Linked DNA regions of Homo sapiens: region 2 is linked to region 1. A link is an interaction called in ENCODE POLR2A ChIA-PET data of the cell type or tissue named here. Cell type or tissue: Panc1. All regions are shown on one strand. Links, peaks and the distances in the headings refer to the core of each region. The heading gives the core; the rest is flanking DNA.

The links. Peaks named below come from ENCODE experiments on the same cell type or tissue, not always from the same donor. Only the 100,000 strongest peaks of a DNase experiment are listed, where the experiment ranks them.
Region 2: POLR2A ChIA-PET joins it to region 1 with 14 read pairs; 3 of 35 experiments call an interaction of 5 or more read pairs at or near these places.

Annotation. Positions count from the first base shown.
Region 1 is chr10:132,295,716-132,301,406 of GRCh38, reverse strand. The region is part of intron 1 of STK32C (serine/threonine kinase 32C); the gene reads left to right. Among named protein-coding and RNA genes, the nearest start is that of STK32C, 9.4 kb to the left of the region's middle. RefSeq lists a silencer at 3,392-3,555. In Panc1, for the core only: no CTCF peak of the experiment used is centred there; no DNase peak of the experiment used is centred there; H3K27ac peaks cover 1,228 bases.
Region 2 is chr10:132,149,600-132,155,290 of GRCh38, reverse strand. JAKMIP3 (Janus kinase and microtubule interacting protein 3) reads right to left here. Exons shown (of 24, transcript NM_001323087.2): 16 at 5,250-5,309; 17 at 2,268-2,333; 18 at 1,464-1,532; 19 at 1,301-1,378. Among named protein-coding and RNA genes, the nearest start is that of JAKMIP3-AS1, 34 kb to the left of the region's middle. In Panc1, for the core only: no CTCF peak of the experiment used is centred there; no DNase peak of the experiment used is centred there.

The DNA.
Region 1 (5,691 bases), core at 166-5,165:
AGCAGCTTCCCAGACTTCCTCTTGAGCCCCTCGGCTCTTACATCAAGTAAGGGCCTGTGCCCTGTGGCCCTGACCCTGTCTCTTCCTGGTTGGGAAGCTCGGAGCTGCATCTGGGTTCACATTAGTGGAGGACCAGGCCTTCTACTTGGTGTCGGGAAGCTCGGAGCTGAATCTGGGTTCACGTTAGTGGGGGACCAGGCCTTCTACTTGGTGTTGGGAAGCTCAGAGCTGATTCTGGGCTCATATTAATGGAGGACCAGGCCTTCTACTGGGCGTTAGGAAGCTTGGAGTTGAATCGGACCTCGTGTTAGTGGACGACCAGGCCTTCTACTTGGTGTTGGGAAGCTCAGAGCTGAATCTGGGCTCACGTTAGTGGACGACCAGGCCTTCTACTTGGTGTCATTTCCCTTCCCAGCCAGATTTTCCTCCTCACCTAAAAAGCTCCGTTGAGCTGTGTGTTTCTCTGAACCTCCCTCTCTGCTGTCTGTGTATAACTGGAGATAAAAATAAAGCTCTGTGAACCACCATTTCTCCTGCTGCTGCTGACTAATACTTGGGCACGTGGCGAGACCTTGGTCTTCTCAGCCACCCTCCTGAGTGGGATGCCGCCTTGTTCGGCTCTGGCTGTCAATGGGGGCGAGTGGCCACCCGGGGTGGTATCTCTGTGCCTGGAGCGCTTCCTTACAGGTCTCCTGCCTGCCCTGGGCGTGGGCAGAGACGCAGGCCCCTCCCCTCTCCCAGTATACAGGCAGACCAACCTGCTGATTGATGATAAAGATCAGAACTTGAGACAGTTTGGGGAAAGCTATAAGCAATACAATTATTGTTATTTGTATGGTATGCCTGCTTCATCAGAAAACAGTTTCCTCATTGATTTGAAATCTATTGTTTTAAAAATCAAGGCTGCTGCAGAGATCAGCATGGCTGGGCAGGAGTGCAGACGGAGGTGCTTGCCCTGGCCTGGCTTTGTCCCCCCCAGATTCCATCCAGCCTCCTCTCACCCCACTTCTCCACCTGTGAGGAGGGAGCCCCCATGGTCTCTGCCATGCTTCCTTCTGGGCTCCGGCCCTGCCAATCCTGTGGAAACCCATCTCGATGTTATTTAAGTTCTGAAGCCAAGGAGATGGTGTAGGTGGGAGTCAGTGTCGCCCCCAATTTATTAAAAATAGGAACCGAGCACATTCCATTTCTCACAGTGATTTAGAAAGTTGACTTTGCAAAGGTTTCTCCTCTTTTGAATTCACATCATGACTCTCCGTCCTCCGAACGCAGAAGGCAGAAAGTGTGATAGAGCAGGAGAGAGGCGCCTCTGTGTTTGGAATGTCTGCAGGAGTCTAGCACGGGCGTTGCACGCATTCTGGGGCCTTGGCAAGGATGACATTTGTCTTGTTTTGACCACGATGCTGGGATGTGAGCAGGAGTCCGCGGGGGTTTTGGTGCCGCCTACTCCATGCACCTCTGCCTCTCCCTGTGCCAGCGCCCTGGGTCCCGTCCTCAGTCACTTTGTGACGTCTGACCTCAGAGCCTCTGTTCGCTGTGGGAAAGCTGTTCCTGGCGGCTCTTGTGCCCAATAACAGGGCTCGGGGTCCTGGCACCGCGTTTCTCAAACCGGGTCCTGTTCGTGCCCAGGGGACACATTGTTCCACTTTTCTGTTGCTGCTAGTAAACTACCCTACACTAGTGACTTATCAGCCTCCTTGTGGTTTCTCACGATGCTGTGGGCTAGGAATTTGGACAGGGCCTAGTGGGGACGGGTGTCTCTGCTCTGCATGACGTCTGTGGGACCAGAATGTCCACCGTGGCTCCCTCATCCATGTACACGGCACCTCGGCCAGAGCGGCTCAGAGAGCTGCGGGCTGGTGCAAACCTCCCCAGGGGTCTTGTCCTGAGGTCTCAGTTAGTTTGCTGTTGGCTGGTGGATCAGCTGTCCATGCTGCTGGGTCTCGTCCTGGGGTCTCAGTTCGCTGTTGGCTGGTGGATCAGCTGTCCATGCTGCTAGGTCTTGTCCTGGGGTCTCAGTCCACTGTTGGCTGGTGGATTAGCTGTCTGTGCTGCTGGGTCTTGTCTTGGGGTCTCAGTTTGCTGTTGGCTGGTGGATCAGCTATCCATGCTGCTGGGGTCTCAGTCCACTGTTGGCTGGTGGATTAGCTGTCTGTGCTGCTGGGTCTTGTCCTGGGGTCTCAGTTCTGCTGGTGGACTAGCTGTCTGTGCTGCTGGGTCTTGTCTTGGGGTCTCAGTTCGCTGTTGGCTGGTGGATCAGCTATCCATGCTGCTGGGGTCTCAGTCCACTGTTGGCTGGTGGATCAGCTATCCATGCTGCTGGGGTCTCAGTTCCACTCTTGGCTGGTGGATTAGCTGTCTGTGCTGCTGGGTCTTGTTCTGGGGTCTCAGTTCTGCTAGTAGATTAGCTATCCATGCTGCTTAATGAATTTCCTCATAGCCTAGTGGCCCACAGTGAGCTCCATCTTATCGTTTCTGAGTCGGTGATTCAGGAGTGGCTTAGCCGGTGCATCCTCTTGGTGTCTCTCATGAGGCTGCGGTGAAGATGGCAGCTGGGGCTGCTGTCACCTGAAGGTTTGACTGGGACTGGAGCGACCACTTCCAGGCCAGCTTCCCCATGTGGCTCCTGGATGGAGGCCTCTGTTCCTTGCAAAGGGAGCTTCCCCACACACTGCCTGGGTGACTCCACACACTGCGCTCAACTCCCTCCCAGTGACCCCACACACGGCGCTCAACTCCCCCCCAGTGACCCCACACACGGCGCTCAACTCCCCGGTGACCCCACACAGGGCGCTCCCCTCCCTCCCTCCCCAGTGAGCTGAGCAGGAGCGAGAAGCCACAGCGAGGATCTCAGCCACAGGCTCCTCCCAGCATGTCCTGTTAGGAGCAAGTGAGCAAGTCCAGCTCATCCTCAGGGGAGGGGAGCTGGACCCCGCATCGGAAGGGGCTGCCGTGGGACCTGTGGACTTGTCTCACACCACCACAGCCGTCCTCAGAGTCTCGGCTTCTTCGCCCCACTGGGCCCCACATTGGGGCAGGAGGAATTCCTGAGAGGCCCCAGGGCGCCCACAGACGCAGAGTAGAAGATGCCGGGCCTTCTTGAGGCTTAGGCCTGGGCTGGCACCGTGTCACTTTGACTGCTTTCTGCTGGTTGGAGCCAGTCACAGGCCCAGCTCAGATTCAGGGGAGGGACCACACAGGGTGAAGTCTCCGCATCTGGGGGTGGGCTAGGGCTGCTGCGGGTCGGCCGGGCTGTTTGGAAGAGCTGGACATGGGGCCGGGAGAGCAGGGACGAGTTGGAAGCGTGACCTTCAGGGAGTGGTGCTGCTGCCTGCCACCTGCCAGCATCACACAAGTTCTCTCTCAGCCACCTCTAACCCCAGTTTAGCCAAATGGCCAAGCACCAGCCAGTGTACCCGGGTTGCTGCCGCAGAGCACCAAGACCCCAGGAGACACAAAGCATCTTCTGAGCTTTGAAACTGAAAGAGCTTGGAGGGAAGGCTGTTTGTACTTGAGAACAAACAAACAGGAAGTTGGAGTGGAGTCAACATCTTCCTGAGTTTGGAAAATAAAGCCCCAGAGACCAGGCGGGTGTGCACCTGCTGCTGGCCGCGGGGCGGGCCCCTGACTACGGGGGCTTCGCCGGGGAGTCTCGGAGCTCTGGCTCAGGGCTTCCTGCACTGCCCCTGGAGGACGCACCTGTGACTGCCAGGGTCTTTGTTTATTTTGCCCCCAATTCTTTTTCCTTTTTCTTGTAAACATCAGTCATCTTGTGTGTCTGAAGTGATGTTTTATCTCCAAAGGCAGAAAAGATAATCTGTAAAGTTAGCACATGACTGAAAGAGGGAAAAAGATGAAATAGGAAGAAAGATACAAAGGAAAAGGGGAGGAAAAAAAATCTGTTCTGAAGAAAGCATTGGACCCTGGGACCCCAGCCCCAGAGTGCGTGGCCCAGCTAGTACCGGGGCTGGCGTGGCCCCTGGTGGGGCTGGGAATTGTAGGTGGCAATTGGAAAACCCAGGGTGGGCTAACCAGGCACAGCCACAGCAGGCCCTTCGGTGGATCTTCGGGGTCTGCTGGCAGCGGGGGCGGAGGCACCGGTGGGGTGGCAGCGAGGACTGGCTGCCCTGGACACGCTGGGGATGGCCACGGAGGAGGGGCTGGGGCATGTCCTGCAGAGGGTGTGGGGTGGGAGCCAAGCAGGAGGGGAGTCCTCTGTCATTGGGTCCTGGTGCCCCTTCCCCAGAGCCACAGCAGCCAGAGGCGCAGGAAGGAAGGGGCCTAAGCCGTGACTGTCACCCGCCCAGAAGCTGCACCTGCTCGGGCACCACAAGGAAACAAAAGGTGAAAGGGGTGGTGAGTCAGTGGCAGGAGAGGACACTGGGCAGAGCTGTGCCCAGGCCTTGGCCTCTGTCTGTGGCGATGTCCGCCTCCCTGTCTCTGGGCTGCCTCTCCTTCCCTGCACCCCCTGCCGTGGTCTCCCCACTGGCCCTGACACTCCTTTCCAGAGCCGCAGAGGCTTTCGGCGTCCCAGAGGGCGCGGGCCTGCGAGTCCTGCCTCTGTGGCCACCATGCCCCGGGGTCGCCTGGGACATCTGCTTCCTGCCTGCTGATCGGTGCCATTCCTCACAGCGGCCCCTTTCTGTCTCCAAGTGGCCTGGTTTGGATGATCAATTGTGTGGTTGCCCGGTCTAACCACCAGATGCTGTGCCAGGACGATCTCTTTCTTCCTTTATAGCTTTTTATTATATAATGAAAGTGACGAGAAAAAAATTAAGAAATCCAGCATCTTGTGTCATGTCAGCACTGATAAACAACCATTTGTAGTTTTTCACATGACCTCCCAGTTCGTACTGGAAAACATGCAAAATCTATGTGGCCTTTTAAATTTCAGGATAGTTTAGATTTATAGAAAAGTTGTGAAGCTGATACAGAGAGTTCCCTTGTTCCCCAGAAGCAGTTTCCCCTTACGTCACCGTCTGGCATTAACCGGGTACATTTGTCGTAACTAGAGGACCCGTATCCATACCTCGTTGTGAACTGAAGTCCACACTGGGTTCAGATCTCCTCAGTTGTTCCCCGGTGTCACTTATCTGTCCCAAGATCCCGTGTTACATGAGTCTCCTGGCGCCTTAGTCTACTCCGTGCTGTGACCGTTTCTCAAACTTGCTTTTTATGACCTTGACAGTTTGGACACTGGTCAGCTGTGTTGTAAAATGTCCTTTAACTGGGATTCATTTGATGTTTCTCTCAGGATTATGGGCCTTTGGGAGGAAGACCACGGAGGTAAATGCCATTCTCATGATGTCATACGAGATTACACGCTGTCCACACACCTTCCTGCCGATGCTGGCCCTGTCACTGGTGAGGTGTCTCCACCATGACGTCCCCTTTCCCCCTTTTCCACACTGTCCTCCCTGGCAGGATGGCACCATATGCAGCCCACACCGGGTGTGGGGGTAGTTATGGTCCCCTCATCAAGGGGGCTTATCTATATACGTCATTCAGAATTCTTTTTTTTTTTAAGATGGAATCTTGCTCCGTCGCCCGGGCTGGAGTGCAGTGGCACAACCTCGGCTCACTGCAGCCTCCGCCTCTGGGTTCAAGCGATTCTTTTTCCTCAGCCTCCCGAGTAGCTGGGATTACAGGCGTGCGCCACCACACCCAACTAATTTTTGTATTTTTAGTCGA
Region 2 (5,691 bases), core at 298-5,297, 150 kb after region 1:
GGCTCTTGAGTAGGCTGTCATTATAACACTATCATTACCATCCTCATCACCACCACCACCATCATCACCATCATCATTGATCACTATTGTCACCATCATGATCACCATCATCACCACCACTACCACCACTGTCATGATCATCACCACCATATCACCACCATCACCATCATCATGACCATCATCGCCACCATCATCATCACTACCTCCAGCAGCATCACCATTACCACTACTACCACCATGTCATCATGATCATTGCCATCATCATCACCATAACCATTATCATCATCATCATAATCACCATCATCCCCATCATGATCACCATCATGATAACCATTATCACCATCATAATCACCATCATCACCATCCCACTACCACCACCGTCATCATGATCACGATCATCACCATCATCATCACCACCACTATCACCACCATCACCACCACCACCGCCACCACCATCACCATTGCCATTGCCAGCACAATCATCACCACCACCATTGTCATCATCACCATTATCATCACTATCACTCTGAGAGTTCCCAGGCTGAACTTGGCCCCAGGAATGAGCATTTTCATCCCAGCCCACTTTCCCTTGCTTTGAGTAGCCAAGCAGGTCTCCTCACAGGCATGAGGGTCAAGACCCTGCCTGCTGGGCTGGGTCCCGAGGTGAACCTCTTGGTGGTGACACTTGTCTTTCCACAACATGGCCTGATATCCTCCTGGTCGTACCTTCCGTCACGTGATAGGAGTCCAGCAGGGACAGATGATTTTGCTTGTGCAGTCACGGGGGAAGTAGCTCCCAGCGGGGAACCCAGTTCTGAAGCCTAGTTTTCAACCTAGAAACGTCCTATGCTCCTCCCAGCCACACCAGATGAAATAGAACAAGACCACACCTCCCACTAGTGAGCAGGCTGTTGTCCCAGAACAGCCACCAGTTTCTCCAGTTCCTCAGGGGAAGGGTGGGAGGTAGACACCAGCCCACACCAACACCTGGATGGCCTTCAGGAATCCGGGCATGTTTCTGTGCTTGAGTGACCTGCACAAAGGCTGTAGAACATTCTCACTGCACAGTGTGGGTTTAGGCCTCCTCAACTAATCCTGCTCCGTTTATGAAGCTCCAAGTGAAGACCCCATCAGGCAGCTCTGGAGAGCCAGAGCCTGCTGTGCAGGTGTCATTAGGGGCCATTAGGGGCCCTGCGACCTGGCCCACATGGGCACCTGAGGCACTGCTGGGCACCTGAGCCACGTGGCCGTTTCAGCCCAGTGCCCCTCCCCGGGGTTCCAGCAGTCTCGTGCCTCTCACCTTGTTGGCCTGGTCCAAGGCCTGTTTCCGGTAGTCCAGCTCCTCGTCCAGGTAGCCCTTCTGCTTACTGAACAGCTCCTGAAACACAGGAGGGCCATGCCTCGGTCTCGGATGTCCCACCTGCAGCACCGAGCCGCAGAACCTCGGTGAAGGTGCCACCAACCTTCTCGCTCTCCAGATCCACCATCTTCCGCTGCAGCGCCGCCTCTGTCTCCTCAATCTGCTGGAGCCACTGGACACAAACAGAACAAGCAGGACAGTGACCCCTAGGGTCCCCCACCCCGGCTCGTGGAGACAGCTGGGAGAAAAGCCAGGACAGCCTGGGTCTTCCTTCCTCTTCTCCTTAGGGAGGGGAGAGCACAGCCCTCTCCAGGGAGTTGAGGCTGCGCTGGCATCATGGCCCCACCCCTCCCACCCTCCAGGTGTCCAGGAAGTCTACCCCTGACACCTTCTCCAGGAGAGGAGGGACACTAGCTTGGGGCACCGTAGGAGAGACACATCTGCAGAGCTCTGCCAGGACAGGCGGGGAGGGGTGGCCTGTTTCTCCAAACCCCTATGTGCCAGGAGCACCCCTTCTCCTTGCTGTGGGAGGCCCAGCTCACCAGGCAGGTCAGGGCTAGGGGTGGGACTAGGAGCAGGTAGTGGGCTGGGTGGCCCCAGAAGGGGGTCAGGGTAAGTTGAACAGAGAACGCTGCCTGCAGACTCACCATACCTTCCCGCCTTTGGGAGGAAACGCAGACAGGGTTGGTGACAGAGCAAAGTGGAGCCGAATCTGTCCTTTGCAAAGATGCACAGTGGGTGCTGTCTGACCTGAGTGTGTCAGATCTCCCAGGGCAGACGGGGCTTAGTGGACCCCCCAAACCCGGCCCTGCAGGCCCTCCTCCCGAGATCACCACCTCTGAGCTGAGCAGGGCAGGAGACCCCAGGAGCCCGGCCCTCTCCCGACTGTCCACACAGCTGCTGTTACCTTTTCGGCCAAGGTCAGGACTGTCCTGGCTTGTATGACAACCACCTGCTCCTCATTGGTCAGGTTCTGCACCCAAAAGCAGAACACAGGTGCGGTCAGAAGCAGTGCCTTTGGGGGTGAGGGTGAGTGATGGATGCATGGGGAAGCTGACTGGGGAGGCTGACTGGGGACGCCTGGGTGGGGGCCAGAGCTAAAAAGTGCTTTGACTGACATCTCCCTCCCAGCATCTCTGACACCCTTGACTTGAGCTTGTTCCCTCCGGGTGCTGCCGATTTTGTTTTCTCTCATTCTCCCTCTGCTGGTAATCACCAGGTCTAGGTAACCAGCTGAGGCAGATGCGTATGCGCTGCTCAATGCAGGCAGGCCACCAATACATCCCCAGCAGTGGCTGCTGCTCTGCCCAGCCTCTGTCCCCTTCTGTGTTTAAAGCCAGCCTCTGCATATGCACCTGTGGTTATTAAAACACCACTTGGGAACAGTGGAGGAGAGACCACATGTTCATGGCTGTGAAATGGCTGAATCCCTGGAAGGTTTTGTCTCTTTTATGCATGTTTTATTCATGCTTCCTCCCCAACCGAGGGGCCCCTGGGTGGCCCTTCTGGGTAGAGTGATTATGGCTTTCGATGTGGGCACCTCACACTCTCAGACTCTGCTGCAGCCTGCATCCAGACCAGGGCTGCCTGACTCCAGCTCGTGGGGCCTCTCTGATTCTTGCCAGCTCACTCCAAAAGCCCTGTCCATGCCATTCTCTCCCTAGAGTGCAAGCTCCCTAACAGCAGGCATCTCTTGCTGTCCCCCAACCCCAAAGTCTGCACAGGGTCTCCCACAGGGGGGAGTCAGGCTCAGTCTGTAGTCCATGGTGGGGGCCAGCTGCACTCCTGACTCAGGCAAGAACCTCATCCTGCATGGCTGGGGCCAGGTGCCCTCATCTCTCCTGCCCTGCTCCCTTCTCCCATGGCAGGGCTGGGCAGGCCACAGACCTCTCCCAACACTTTAAGTTGGGGAGGCTGAGCAGGTGGCTTCAGGGTGACTGAGGGAATCTACCCAGATGTGATTAAACCACAAGTTGCATGTGAAGTCAACACTGATTGCACAGCCAGGCTTGAAGGGCCACTGTCAGCCCACTGTCAAGAGCTCCCCAGCATCTCCACAGGTCCCCTGAGCTTAAGCCTGGCCATGAGCCCTCCAGTATCCAACCTCCTCTGTCCCTGGGCTCTGTGACAATGGCCTCAGAGGCTGCATGATGACTGCAGGGCTGTCACACTCAGTGGCACTCTTGGTGGACAGCTATGGGGCTGGGCAGGAACCCTGAAATAGGCCTGGGTGGGGCTGGGTACCCCCAACTCTGCCACTACATCAGCTCTGTGACCCTGGGCAGTGCCTTTGGGGACTCAGCTTCTCCAACTGTGAATCAGAGTTGCCCAATACAGTTCCCAAGACCTCATGATGGGGCTGATACCCAGGACTGGACCCCAGAGATGTCAGGTCCACGGCCACCCTGCTGTGGCTCTTCGGCCACCTATGACCACAGTGGAGCCCCCAGCTCTGAGAGAAGCAGACCCACACCCAGAGCCTCCCTGCTGAAAGTACCCCTGCCCTGTGCCTCACTGCTCCCCAGGGGCTGGGCAGGCAAGGGGAGAAGGGAGTCCTCGGATGCAGAGCACTGGATGGAGGAAGTGGAAGGTCAATGAAGGTAGGATGAGGGATGGATAGATGGATGGATGGAGGGAGGGGATGTGGATAGGTGGAAGGATAAAGGATGAAGGATGGAAAGATGGATAAATAGCTTATGGAGGATGGATGAATGAATGAATGATGGAGGATGCATAGATAAATTATGGAGGGTGGATGGATTGATGGATTTTGGAGAATGGATGAATGAATGGAGGATGAAGGAAGGATGGATGGAGAATGAATAGATGGATTATGGAGGATGAATGGGAGATGGATGGATGGGTGAAAGGTTAATGGGTAGAGGATGGTAGATGGAGAAGGAATGGATGGAGGATGGTGGATAGAGGACAGATGGAGGATGGAGAATGAATGGATTAGGGATGATGGATGATAGATAGATGGAGGATGGATGGACAGATTGTGGATGATGGATAAATGGATGGATTAAGGATGATGGATGAAGGATAGATGAAGGATGAAGGATGGATAGATGGATTATGGAGGACGGATAAATGAATTGTGGAGGACAGATAGATGGATTATGGAGGATGGATAAATGAATTGTGGAGGACGGATACATGGATTATGGAGGACGGATACATGGATTATGGAGGACGGATAGATGGATTATGGAGGACGGATAGATGGATTATGGAGGACGGATAAATGAATTGTGGAGGATGGATACATGGATTATGGAGGATGGATGGATGGATTACACAGGATAGATAGATGGATGGATATAAGACAGAGCATGAATGAAGGGCTAGGTAGATGGTGCATTGATGGGGAATAAATGGATGGAGAGCAGAGGATTAGTAATGGGCGGATGAAAATTGGGATGAAGAGGTGCATTATTTTGCCCACTCAGTAATTAACATTCTTTCAAGGAGTTTGCTATAGAAATTGGAACTCTGCCCCAAATGAAATTTAGGAGTTATCTATAGAGTCTGCTTTTCCCCCAAGCCAAGGAAGTGGAACCCCTAAGGGTCTTGGTTTGTCTAAGAGCAACAGCCCCCTATCCTCATGGCAAGTATGGAAGGGCTGAGAGATCCCAGAAGCTGGGCAATGTGATGGGAAGTGCCATCAGCTGGAAGAACCAGGTGTGCACAGCAGAGGCCCCAGTGGGCCCTGGAGCAGTGTGAGGAAGGCTCCGATTCTGAGCAGGCTCTGGGCCTAGTGGAGGGTCTCAGGCAGGGTGGCCCATGGCAGGGCTGTGGGAGGCTGGCAGGGCCTCCTGGACCCCAGAGGGGCTGGGCTGGGGGTTGTGGGTGTAAGAGGCATGCACAAGCCAGGAGAGCGACATACACTTACGGCGTTATCGCCCAGGATGTCCAGCTTCTTCATCAGCTCCGCAACCACAATGTCCTAAGGCACAGAGGACAGGTAGGGGTGAGTGGCCACGGGGTGGGCAGAGGGGGTGGGGAAGGACAGGGCAGGGAAGGGCGGAGGGGAGGTGGTGGGGGTGGGGGAGGGGGAGGGGAGGGGCAGGGGTGAGGTAGGGCAGGGTGGGGGCAGGGGTGAGGTAGGGCGGGGTGGGGGCAGGGGTGAGGTAGGGTGGGGTGGGGGCAGGGGTGAGGTAGGGCGGGGTGGGGGCAGGGGTGAGGTGGGGCAGGGGTGAGGTGGGGGGGTAGGGGTAGGGTGGGGGCAGGGAGGGGGTGAGGTGGGGCAGGGAGGGGGTGGGGCGGGGGTGGAGAGGGTGGGGCGGGGGCGGAGGGGGTGGGGCGGGGGCGGAGGGGGGTGGGGCGGG